Linked DNA regions of Homo sapiens: region 2 is linked to region 1. The links are chromatin contacts, found by Hi-C or POLR2A ChIA-PET in ENCODE. All regions are on one chromosome and are shown on one strand. The core of a region is the stretch at or near the end of the contact, and the rest is flanking DNA. Distances in the headings are between cores, read along the strand shown. Region 1 holds the start of RRAS (RAS related). Region 2 holds the start of ZNF784 (zinc finger protein 784).

Region 1 (6,357 bases), core at 2,729-5,228:
TTAATTGTAAATGCACGAAATAGGAGCATCTATCTCAGAGAATGGCTGTGAATACTCAAAGCCTGACTTCTGCCACACATTTAGAGCACCTCAAGTGCTCAATACGGATGAAGAGGAATGACACTATTAGCCCTTAACGCCCAGGTTTCCCCTACATCTGTCTCCTCGCTTCCCCCACAGCATGCCTGCAAAGACAAGGCCCTGGTCCTGTTCTAGATCCCATATAGATTTTCAAACCATGCCAAGCCTCCATATTCAGCCTCCCAGCTCCACCTAATTCCTAACTTCCTAAGACACACCCAACCCTGATAGTCTATTACATCCCAGCCTCTTTCACCAATACTCAATAAGCTCAGCCCCAGTTCCTGGCCCTGGAACTGCTCTCCAGCACCTCCCGGGGAAGCACATGCTACCTACAACAGTGACTGTCACATATCAGAAGCTTAATCAACATCTGCTGACTACAGGCTGAGGGATCCCCAAACCCTCTGCAGTATACAAAGATGCTTGCTTGCTCATTTAGAAAGCACCAGGCTTCGCAGACACACCCTCAGCTACTGAGATCTTCTGAACAGAAGAATGCTCTGCAGATACTGCTAGGTCCTATCTGGATCAGTGGTTTCCCCAACAACAGGGTCATATACCAGTTTAGTGCTTCACAAATAGCTTGTTTTAAAAAGTAAATAGAACAAAATAGTTCTTCACAGCACAGCACAAGTAGTAAGTGGAAATGTCAATTCGTGGAAGGTGAGTTAATGTTAATACATTATGTTATATAATGTTAAATACATTATGACTGTCTGTACCAGGTCTCAATGAAAAAATGTATCTTAATGCAGATCACGGTCAACATGGCCCAGGTTTCCCCTTGAAAAGCACTGTAATAGTGGGTCTAGATGACCCTCCAGACTCTTCCAGACTAATGTAGATTAATTCTAACTCTCTCAATAACCCCCAGGGTAATGCAGAATCTTAAAACATTTTTCATTTGAATTACTGTCTGAAGGGCAAGTATATCTAAGCTGGGCAAAATTTCCTCATTCTCTTTCCGTATTATTATTCGCCACAAGCTGCTCTGACCCCAAAGGCATTCGAATTTGCTCCAGGCATCAAAACTGCATTCCTGCAGTCACATTAAAGCCATCTAGATGGTTCCAGGTCCTTCTAACTGCCCCCAGCCTCCTGTCACCCATTATTAGACACTACCCATACCTTGGAGACCCCAGACCCTCAGTACATCTCAATATTTGGCGCCCTTCCCTGGTGGGCATAACCCAACCCCCTAGGGGGCCCTAAATGACTTCTTAGCCCTTGAACACTCCTTCTAGGCCTGATAAATGGCCCCAGACTTATGCAGACCAGTTGCATCCTCAGGCCAGCCCATGCAGACACTTTCCAGCCCTAAAAGACATACCCCAGGCCTCTAGATGGCTCTGAAGATACTCTTCAGGTCTTGCAGACCCTCCTTCACCCCTGGGACATATCTCAAGATCTCAAGATGGCCCCAGAACCCTCTAACCAGACCCTAGCCTCCGGTCAGCCCAAAAAGACAATCTACAGTGTCTACAGACACGATCCAGGCCAGCTGTGTGATGGAGGGCAGGCCTTAGGCTCGGTCTAGGCCCAGAGACGCCCCAAGTCCTCTCGGAGACGCCCCATAGACGCCCCCAGGAACCCACGGATGCGTCCCGGGGCCCTGAGAAGGCCCCCCTCTCGGCGCCAGGTTTCGCCGCAGCTGCCGGGCCCGAGACCGCCCCGAGAAGCCCTCTAGGACCCGTGGCTTGTGGGGAGGACCCCGGGACAACTAGCGACCCAACTCCGCCCCGCCCACCCCAATAGGCCCGAGCCCCGCGGCCCGGACTGCCGCCGCCATCTTACCCCGCCGCTCGGGCTGCGGCTCCGGCCCCGGCGCGGGGCGGGGCGGGCTGGGGCGGGGTTCGTGAGCAAAGGAGGAGAGAGGCGGAGCTAAAGCGCCGCCGAGCTTGCCGGGATTTCAAGTACCGAGCACGGCGACGTGAAGGCCGGCGGGAAGGCAACCGCACTCGGTTTCCCAGAAGCCAATGGGACACATGGGGCGGGGTCCGCGCGATGCACGCCGGGAGGCGTAGTCCGCGCACCGCCTCTGTCGCGCGGGGACAGCTAATGGGGTGAGAGGTGAAGTGGGCGGGGCCGCGGTAGCCCGCGATGACGCCCCACAGTGCCCTGCGCGCGCGCGGAAAGGGTGGCGGAACAGGAGGTGACGTAAGAGGCGCCAGGCAGAACAGACGCAAGGGAATTGTAGTCCGGCGGAGTGAGCACGACTTGCTGGATGTTGTGCTGCCCACATTCTGGGGCTCTCAGAATCCAGATCCTCTAGGCCCCCCTAAATTTAGAACCAGACGGGATGCAGTGGCGCACACCGTAGTCCCACTCGGGAGACTGAGGCGGAAGGATGGCTTGAGCCTAGAAGTTAGAAGCCAGCCTAGGCAATATAGGGAGACCCCGCCTCTAAAAAAATAAAAATAGGCCAGGCGCGGTGGCTCACGTCTGTAATCCCAGCACTTTGGGAGGCCGAAGCAGGCGGATCATCTGATATCAGGAGTTCAAGACCAGCCTGACCAACATGGTGAAACCCAGTCTCTACTAAAAATACAAAAATTAGCCTGGCGTGGTGGCTAACGCCTGTAATCCCAGCTACTCGGGAGGCTGAGGTAGGAGAATCGCTTGAACCCGGGAAGCGGAGGTTGCAGTGGGCCAAGATCGCGCCATTGCACTCCAGCATGGGCTACAAGACGGAAACTCCGTCTCAAAAATAAACAAATAAAAATAAACTTAGAACCTAGAAGCCCGACCCCATAGCCGCCTCGTTCAGTACAGAGAAGTCTGAATTCCGAATCCTCTCACTCAGAGCAGTGTCCAGACTCCTATTTCCCTCCTCCCTCCGACTCAGGAGTCTGATTCTTCCTTCCTCGGATCCAAGAGTCGGTCTCCCAGACTAGTCCTGGTCTCAAGCTCTCACATACGAATTCGGGTCCCCCCAAGCCAGTGCCCTCGCTCGGATCCAGAATCCTGGGTCCCCAGCCTCTCCAATTCCTGGACCTAAGAGTCCAGGCCCCCGGCTCCCTCCTTTACCGAACCTAGTACGAAGGAACCTGTCTACCTTCCTCCCTGACACCCTCCTCCCCAGGACCCAGGAGTCCACATCTCCAGCCCCATTTTCTCCTAAGGACCCAGGAGTCTGGGCCCTCTGCTTCCTTCTCCTTCAAGACCCAGAAATCCTGGCCCCAGGCTCTTCATGACCCAGGCATCCCTACTTGGGCGAGCTGGCTCATGGATTAGGAATGCAGTGATCTCACGGCCCCTCCCTGCCCCGTTACCCTGCTGTCCCCCTCTAGGGCCCCACTCTCCTCCCAGTCTGTCTTCCGCTTGGCTGGGACAGCGGGAACCGGAAGCCTGGGTCCCTTAGCGGGCGGAGACTCTAGCTTCTAACCCAGACGCCGGGGTCGAAAGCTTGGCTAGGATCCCAGGAGGGAGGTGGAGCTACTCCTCAAAACCTGCTGCTTCCTCGGAGCGCCCTATATACGGCCGCGCGCGCGAGTCGACGAGCTCCGCCTACCATACTAAGGCCTCGGAGACGATGCCCCAAGCAGCAGTGTCACAGGGGTCCTTATTTGCATAGCCCCTCCCCTGAGGAACTTTCCGCCCCGTCTGCTGAAAGAATAAATTCTTATTAGCATAGCCACGCCCACAGACCGCCCTCCCGCTGAGAGCGCGTGGCGCCGCTCAGGGCAAAGCACAGGTCTCTCATTAGCATAGCCCCGCCTCATTCGGAATTCCCCTTCGCAGCGAACGCCGTTCCCTTTCCCTTATTAACATAGCTCCTCCCTTTCTTTGGCCCGTCCCCCTCCTTAAGTGTCCGGAGACGCGAGCCCTCCTTGCCAGAGCTCATGATTATGCAGTAGCCTCATTAGCGTAGCCCGCCCCCCCGGGTCCCGCCCGGCTCCCCCGCAGGCGGTAGCGAAGGCAGCAGCAGCGGTGGCGACATGAGCAGCGGGGCGGCGTCCGGGACAGGGCGGGGGCGGCCCCGGGGCGGGGGACCTGGGCCCGGGGACCCCCCGCCCAGCGAGACACACAAGCTGGTGGTCGTGGGCGGCGGCGGCGTGGGCAAGAGCGCGCTGACCATCCAGTTCATCCAGGTAGTGGGCCCTCACCCGGGAGGGTGTCCCCCGGGACCCAGAACTGAGCCCTTGGGGGGATCCCCGAGACCCCTTTTCCCCCTTGACCCATCACTGAGACCCTCCTATAAGGCCCTCTAATCTTAAAAGATCCCCACAGATTGTAACCTAAACTCTTGGAGAGCCTCCATCCCCTGCACGGGGGACCCTTCCTTCTGCACTCGCATCCCGAGACCCACTATTCCCTCTCCCAGTGCCTAAGACCCCGCTTACCTGCTGACCTGGCTTTGAGCACCTCCTGGGAGCATGCTAAATACAAAATACTCACCCCATTCGGACCCTAAGCACTCCCAGGACCCCCACCACGCCCTTGGTGCCACCTTCCACCACCCTGAGCCCTATCTCCCCCAAATCCCAGTCCCCAACTTCCCCTCTAAGCCATTGAGAGCCTTCCTGGGAGAATGCCAGTGCCCAGCACCTTTGAGATTCCACCACGTTCGATTCTTTTTTTTCTTTTTTTTTTTTTTTGAGACAGAGTCTCACTCACTCTGTCACCCAGGCTGGAGTGCGGTGGAGTGCAGTGGTGCGATGTTGGCTCACTGCAACCTCTGCCTCCTGGATTCAAGCAATTCTCCTGCCTCAGCCTCCCAAGTAGCTGAGACTACAGGCGAGTGCCACCATGCCTGGCTAATTTTTGTATTTTTTAGTAGAGACGGGGTTTCACCATATTGGACTGGTCTCGAACTCCTGACCTCGTGATCGGCCTGCCTTGGACTCCCAAAGTGCTGGGATTACAGGCATGAGCCACCGTGCCCGGCCCCACGTTTGATTCTTAGCCCCTTCCATGACTGCCCCCAGAATCTAGAAATTCTACCCAGACCCTGGCCCTGAGACTCTTCTGGGACTACCCAGTCCTAAGAGAGTCCTGCTCTCCGACCCGAGATTTAAAAAGACATCCTGCCCCTTGGCCATTCCAGAAATCTCCAAGACCCCAAGTCCTGACAATCCCCCATTCCCGGAGGCCCAAACCTCCACTCTCCCACCCCACCCCCAAGGAAAACCAGCCCCTCCTCCATCCCATGCTTTCTCCGCTGCAACTCCCTGAGCCCCTCTCAGAAACCCTGAATAGCTCTCAAATCATCTCCATGGAAGAAGCCCCCAGATTCTTGGCACCCCCAGAAAGATCTATTCCTTGGGAGTTTCTCTGACCCCATAAATGAACTCAATGTTTCTAAGACTGTATATACTATAACCTCCCAAAACCCCTGAGCCACCTCCGGGCTGGCTCCCAGTTCTCAGCCCTGAGCTTCTCACGCTGTGCTCTGAGGTCACGCCCCTAACTACCCCCAGAGCCACAATCCCTCCCAGGGCTTGATCCTTACAGCCTCCCTCCAGGACAAGCCCCTCACCAAGCACCCCTCTAACCGACAGATGCAGCCTTCAGACCCCTAGCCTCCACATCACCCCCTTTCCTGAAATTCCACCCCAGCCCAGGAAACCTCCTCCCCATTCCTGAGGGAGGTCCTCCCAGCTTCAAAGAAATCCTAGAAAAGTGTCTTGGCCTGACATGCTACCGCAGAGGCCCCGGGGCCCCAGGACACCCCCCTCACCCCCACCAAGAGACCCCTTCAAGGGCCTGGGAGGAAGCCCTGCTTGTGTAGAGAAAGGCCCCAGCCCTGGGCCCCTTGCACCCAGAGGCAGTCCCAGAGCTGGCCAAAGGCTTGGCTGGCAGCGGGCAGGACCCAGGCAGGAAGGGAGGGGCTGGGGCCCGAGGGTGGGGCAGCCTCTCCGCAGCCGGATTGGAACCGGGACCTTCCCCTGGGAGGAGACGCTGGAGGCCGCCTGAGCAGGAGAAGGAGACGGGGGAGGAGGAGACGGGGGAGGAGGAAGAGAGGGAGGAAGCAGAAGAGGAGGGAGAGATATAAACAGGCAGTCTGGACAACAACGCCTCCGATAACTGATACATTCAATATTTAATGGGGTTTTGCTCCGAATCTTGCCAGTGCTGGATGGAGTGTAGTGCTGTTCTTAGCCTCCTTTTTCAAATGAGGAAACTGAGGCTCAGAGAGGGGAAGTGATTTGTTCAGTGTCACACAGCTAGGATGTAATCACGATGTGGGACATGTACCTTATACCAGAAAGAGAGGACCAGGAGTGACTCAGAGAGAAGAAGACTGGTAGGAGGGGTGGGGGGCAGGGAAAG
Region 2 (6,223 bases), core at 908-3,407, 6.0 Mb before region 1:
AAAACAAAACAAAACAAAAATACAAAAATCAGCTGGGCTGTAACACCCTGGGAACAAATCCGAACGTTCCTTCTAAACCAACGCAGGCCGACTCGAGGCTCTAGCAGTCAGTGGAAGACCTCAGCGGAACTGAAGAGGCTTTGCTTTGTTTCCACAGTAAAGGTTTTTGTGGTTACCTCTGCACCACTTGCGATAACGTAATGACGTGTCACACCTGTAGTCCCAGCTACTTGGGAAGCTGAGGCAGGAAATTTGTTTGAACCAAGGAGGTGGAGGTTGCAGTGAGCTGAGATCACGCCACTGCACTCCAGCCTGGGCTGTTTCTCAAAAAAAAGAAAAGAAATGAAATTATTTCACACCCAAGAGATTAGCGAACATTTTAAAGTTTGAGTATCAGATATTGATAGGAATGTTAAGCAACAAAGGTCCCTATTTATTGCTAGTGGGAGTGCCAAATGGTAGTAATTATTATAGCTAACTCATAGCACCTGCTGTGTGCCATACATTGTCCAAAATACTTTATATATAATGACTTCTTTAATCATCATAGCAACTGTGTAAAGTAGGTTTTATTATCACCCTCATTTTGCAAATTAGGAAACCTGGACAGAAAGAGCTGACTTAAGCATTAGACACAGTAGTAGATACAGTGCCTAGGGCCCATGATACTCTTAGGGACCCACAACATTTAAAAATTTATTTTAGGCCGGGCGCAGTGGCTCACACCTGTAATCCCAGCACTTTGGGAGGCCGAGGTGGGCGGATCACCTGAGGTCAGGAGTTCGAGACCAGCCTGGCCAACATGGTGAGACCCTGTATATACTAAAAATACAAAAATTAGCCGGGCATGGTGGCGGGCACCTGTAATCCCAGCTACTCAAGAGGCTGAGGCAGGAGAATCGCTTGAGCCCGGGAGGCAGAGGTTGCAGTGAGCCATGATCATGCCACTGCACTCCAGCCTGGGCGACAGAGTGAGACTCCATCTCAAAAAAAAAAAAATTATTTTAAAATCAAAAGAAAAGAAGGGAAATATAGCTTTGGAAGACCAAGGCAGAAGGATCGCTTAAGGCTAGGAGTTCAAGACCAGCCTGGGCAAGGCAAGACAGCAAGATCCCCATCTCTATAAAAGAAGAAGAAAGGAGGAGGAGGAGATAATTCAGCCTAAGTGGTGTTTATCTTTATTTTATACCAACATATCACAAAATATAATTTCATATATATTTATGAATGAAATGATCATGCTTAGGATCATGTTTAAGTATCTCCTATCCTGCCCTTTCAAGAAAACTATTTAAAGATGTTTCCAAACTCTTCCATGTCTCTTCTCAGTGGTTTGTCACAATGCTTCTACAGTGCTACACAAAAGAAAGAGAAATGGTCCAGAGAAGTGTAGTGACTTATCCAAGGTGATACCACCAGAATGACTAAACGGGGCAGCTAAGAAGAGCCCCGTCCTTGATGCTGCTGAAAACCCCGCGTTTTTGAGCTCTTTCCTCCCAAACATAACATCAGCTTGCGGGTTTTTGCGTCCTCCCAGGACCACCTGTGTTGCTGTTTACTGAATATTTTTCTCCACACTGCCTTTTTTTTTTTTTTTTTTGACAGAGTCTCTGTCACTCAGGCTGCATGCAGTGGCGAGATCATGGCTCACTGCAGCCTCGACCTCCCGGCCTCAAGCGATCCTCCCACCTCAGCCTCCCGAGTAGCTGAGAATACAGGCATGAGCCACCGCACCCGGCCTACACCGACGTTTATAAACTTGGCGTCATTACGTTGTCATGAGCAGTGCAGAGGTAATCACAAAAACGTTTACCGTGGAAACAAAGCAAAGCTTCTTCAGTTCTGCTGAGGTTCCCCTGACAGCCAGAGCCTCGAGTCGGCCTGCGTTGGTTTAGAAGGAACGTTCGGATTTGTTCCCAGGGTGTTACAGGCATCCTAGCGCCACACAGAGCGTACCCTCGGAGGGACAGACAGGTAATTAGAGAGGGAACAACTCACATTCTCCCGGGCTCAGCCGCCACGCCCCGCCCCGCCACGCCCCCTGCTGCACCACGCCCCCTCGCAGCCCCGCACTGCGCCTGCGCAGTAGCTCTTACGCCAGTTCGAGCCCCACCCCCTTTCAGAGCGAACATTGGCCTTGGGGGCGGGGCTTGGGCACAAGATGGCCGCTGCGCGCCCAGAGGCCCAGAGTCGGAGCTCACCGACTCCGGAGTCGCGATCCCAGGAGCCACTGGACCTGGTGCGGGCAAGGAAGGGGCCTGGGCGTGGGGCTCGAGGTGGGAGGAGGTCGTAGTGTGGGGGGCGGGTCCGGGGCGTGGCCTATGAGGGGGTGGGCGAGGGAGGTATTTAGTGCTATGGCCCTGGGGGTGGGGCTTCTTGTGGTTTCGCGAGGGGCGGGGCAGGGGAGGAGACTATGTCATGGTGGGCGGGGTGGGGGAGGGACCTATGGGTGGTGGGCGGGGCCTGGATGGGGGCGGAGTCTGAGGACGGTGTTGTCTTGTGGGACGGGTTTGGGTCCAGGGAAGGGGGCTTACCAGGGATAATTTGCATAATTTGGGTGGAGCCTTGTAAGGGGCGGGGCCTCATAAATTCTAGGGCTAATTCTAGGGTAGAAGGTTGGGAAGGTGACCCTGAAAAACGTGGGGGATTATGATTGGAGCACCTATGTCGGGGTAGGGGATAATTCTTCAAGGGTCTTAGTGATGCTTCTCGAATGCCCAAGGGAGAATTTGGGGGTAGAAGTGGGTGGTCTAGGTGACTTTGGAACTTCCTCCACGTTACCCCACTCAGAATTAGACTAATTGAGGACATTCATTCATTCAACAAACATTTACTGAGCTCCTACTTCGGCTCTGTAAATAGAGAAGTGACCAAGACAGACAAGGGTTGTGTTCTTTTGGAGCCTGCAGTCTCTTGAGAGGAGAGAGACAATAAAGGAGAGTTACTGTGATATGTTCTATAAAGGAAATAAAAATTGAGCCAATTTCTATAAATTGAGCCAAGAGTAGGGGTGGGGCAGCTAAATTTAGACGAGAGAAGTCAGCTGGGTGCCGGCTTATGTTTAAGCTGGGGTCAGAGAGATAAGTGGAGCTACATCGCCACAGATATTATAGTGACGATTTGGGATAAGTCATTTGGAGCCACTGGAGGGTTTTGAGTGCGAAAAATGACTTGATCTGATTTACATTTTCAAAAGACCTTCAGGCTATTCCTGGGAGGTGGGTTACAAGCCAGCAGAAATAGGAACAGAGATGCCCTTGGGTTTTTCAATTTTGGAGGCGCCAAGTGATGGGGCTTTAACTAGGGTGGAGGACAAAAGGTGGGATCCATGATATATTTTGGACAGGAGAGGAAATGTTGATGAGGATACAACAGAATCCTGGAGGATGGGCCGGGCGCGGCGGCTCACGCCTGCAATCCCAGCACTTTAGGAGGCAGAGCCAGAAGGATCTCTTGAGCCCAGTAGTTGGAGACCAGCCTGGGCAACATAGTGGGACTCCCTCTACATTAAAAATAATAATAATAATTTTTGTTTGTTTTGCTGTCTAAGATGGAGTCTTGTTCTGTCGCCTGAGCTGGAGGGCAGTGGCATGATCACATCTCACTGCAACCTCCACCTCCTGGGTTCAAGCGATTCTCGTGTCTTAGTCTCCCGAGTAGCTGGGATTACAGGCAGCAGCCACAACACCTGGCTAATTTTTGCATTTTTAGTAGAAACGGTATTTGCCATGTTGGCCAGGCTGGTTTCGAACTCCTGACCTCAGGTGATCTGCCTACCTCAGCCTCCCAATGTGCTGGTATTACAGGCCTGAGCCACCGTGCCCAGCCAGAAATAATTTTTTTTTAACTAGCTGGATGTGGTGGTGCATGCCTGTAATCCCAGCTACTCAGGGAGATGAAGTGGGAGGATCGCTTGAGCCCAGGAGGTCAAGGTTGCAATGAGCCACGATCGCGCCAGGGCAACAGAGTGAGGCCCTGTCTGAAAATAACAGAGGAGCCCAAGCTTTAATAATTGGGGCGTGCTGGGGCGGTCCTGAGGCAGGTTCCACAGGCTCCTCTTTCTTCTCCTCTTGCCCAGGTCCTGGTGCCTGATGACTGCCGGCCTGGCACACCCCCGAGTGACCTCATCGAGATCCAGGTGGTGAAGGTGACGGACACCACGCTGGTCCCTGAGCCCCCGGAGCCAGGTTCTTTCCACTGTGCCTTGTGCCCTGCTGCCTTCCGGCTGGTTTCCGAGCTGCTGTTCCACGAACATGGCCACTTGGCTGGGGCCGAGGGAGGCGGGCAGGGTGGGGACCCGAGCCGGTGCCACGTGTGCGGCCACAGCTGCCCGGGCCCCGCCAGCCTGCGCGCGCACTACAGCTTGCACACGGGGGAGCGGCCCTACCGCTGCGCGCTCTGCCCCCGCGCCTTCAAGGCCTTGGCGCCCCTGCTCCGGCACCAGCACCGGCACGGGGTGGAGCCGGGCACCTCTCGGAGGCCTCCGGACACAGCGGCCGTTGCAGAACAGAGGCCCGGGGTGGCCCCGGAGAGGGCGGAGGTGGTGATGGCGGCGGCGGCGGCGGGCGCAGCGGTGGGGAAGCCTTTTGCCTGCAGGTTCTGCGCCAAGCCCTTCCGCCGCTCCTCAGACATGCGAGACCACGAGCGCGTGCACACTGGCGAGCGGCCATACCATTGCGGCATCTGCGGCAAGGGCTTCACCCAGTCCTCGGTGCTTAGCGGCCACGCCCGCATCCACACTGGCGAGCGCCCGTTCCGCTGCACGCTCTGCGACCGCACCTTCAACAACTCCTCCAACTTCCGCAAGCACCAGCGCACCCACTTCCACGGGCCGGGGCCGGGGCTGGGAGACTCTGGAGGCCAGCTGGGCTCGTCGGCGGCTGAGGGGTCGGGGAGCGGGTGTGGGGTAGGGGACCCTGCGGAGGAGGGGCGGGGGGAGACCGCGAAGGTGAAGGTGGAGGCCGACCAGTAGGCTGCAGACCAGGGACATGGGTTAGTTAAGGCGGAGGTACGAGGCCGACCCGGGGAGGGGGACGGGGTGGGGAAACGGAGGCAGGGGACAGAAGAGGGGAGATTGGGGGAGAGATGACAGCTGCAGGGATGGTTGTGAGCCGCTAGTGATGGAGAGCAGAGGGAGAGGGCCAGGCTCCAGACTCCCACACGCCCACACAGCACCTCTGCCAGGCCTAGGAGAGGACAGGTGCAGCTCTTGCAGCTCTGCGGGTGTGCGGCCAAAGGCAAGGCCCACGGGCTGGATGTCACTTCCCCGACTGTCTCTTGGTTGGCTTGTCCTTGTGCAAGACCCAGCCTGTCACGACAGAGCCTGGGCACTTCAGAGGAGGAGCCAGGATCGAATGGAAGGGGGGAATTGGGGTCCACCATAGTCTTCTGCTCTGGTCCTCCACGGGTGGACCAGGATGGAGTCTCCTGCCTACCTCACTGCATTGCACTGGACCTGGGATGCCTATCCACCCTCTGGCAGAAGACACTCACCAGGTTATCTGTGAAGAGACTCTGGGATCCCATCACCTCAAAGCCAGAGGGTCCCCAAGTCACCGCTGAGAGCACTTGAGCCTCAAGGATGTAAGCCTGACCATAGGATCTTGACTCCAACAGCGGCAACCCCCACCCCCATTGTGGTCCGTCCTTAACCCATCCACTCTTCTTCGGAGGCAACTGAGAACACATAAAGCAAGCAGCTACCTAGCATCCCCCTCCTAAAGCTTTAGACTCAGAGCCCAGGGTCCCCCACAAGCCTCAAGGTAGCCTCAGGTTTCTCTAATTTCCTCCACTCCCAGTTCGAAGCAAACAGCTTACTGCCTAGTCCCCGCCAATCCCAAGGGCGGGCTGGCTGATGGCAGCATGGTGGGCTGGCCTGGGTGTGGAGTGAAAGAGTCACTGTGGTGGGGGCGAGAGGAGGACTTGGGAGCTGGAGGTGTGACACCTTCAGTTCTGTTCCTATTAAAGGACCTTCTGAAGGGCTTCTCTGTCGGTCTTGTATTCGGATTGTCCGCTTTGGGGAGTTGGGGGAGGAGGGGCCTCACCATGGTTTTGCCACCAGCAGTCAGTTGCATCATCTCTTCCTCCAAGCTTCTGTTTCCCCATCATCAGAATGGGGGGTGAGTAGGCCCCACTGTGGTTACGTGTTATGTGGTTCAGCTGTAGGAGAGGGGGGTCAGGGAAGTTTGGCAAAAGCACACTCAACATGCTTTGCATGCTTGTT

The links. Hi-C counts contacts between places; a loop is a spot of excess contacts on that map. ChIA-PET counts read pairs that join two places held with the same protein, here RNA polymerase II (POLR2A). Pooled maps may share reads with other maps.
Region 2: a loop to region 1 is called in a pooled map, with 9 times the contacts of the local background. The contact joins the promoter of ZNF784 here to the promoter of RRAS in region 1. A Hi-C loop is called at or near these places in 1 of 50 pooled maps. POLR2A ChIA-PET finds 5 or more read pairs at or near these places in 2 of 52 experiments (BJ and activated B cell).

What each region holds. Positions count from the first base shown.
Region 1 is chr19:49,637,764-49,644,120 of GRCh38, reverse strand. RRAS (RAS related) reads left to right here and starts at 3,978. Exons shown (of 6, transcript NM_006270.5): 1 at 3,978-4,175. The coding sequence starts at 4,023. It overlaps SCAF1 (SR-related CTD associated factor 1), which reads right to left and starts at 1,912. Exons shown (of 11, transcript NM_021228.3): 1 at 1,879-1,912. RefSeq lists silencers at 1,702-1,991, 3,852-4,241 and enhancers at 2,022-2,371, 2,482-2,581, 2,122-2,791, 2,792-3,461, 3,462-4,131.
Region 2 is chr19:55,620,500-55,626,722 of GRCh38, reverse strand. It overlaps ZNF784 (zinc finger protein 784), which reads left to right and starts at 2,157. Exons shown (of 2, transcript NM_203374.2): 1 at 2,157-2,239; 2 at 4,079-5,982. The coding sequence starts at 2,162. The coding sequence ends at 4,972. RefSeq lists enhancers at 1,777-1,926, 1,677-2,176 and silencers at 1,997-2,056, 2,127-2,176.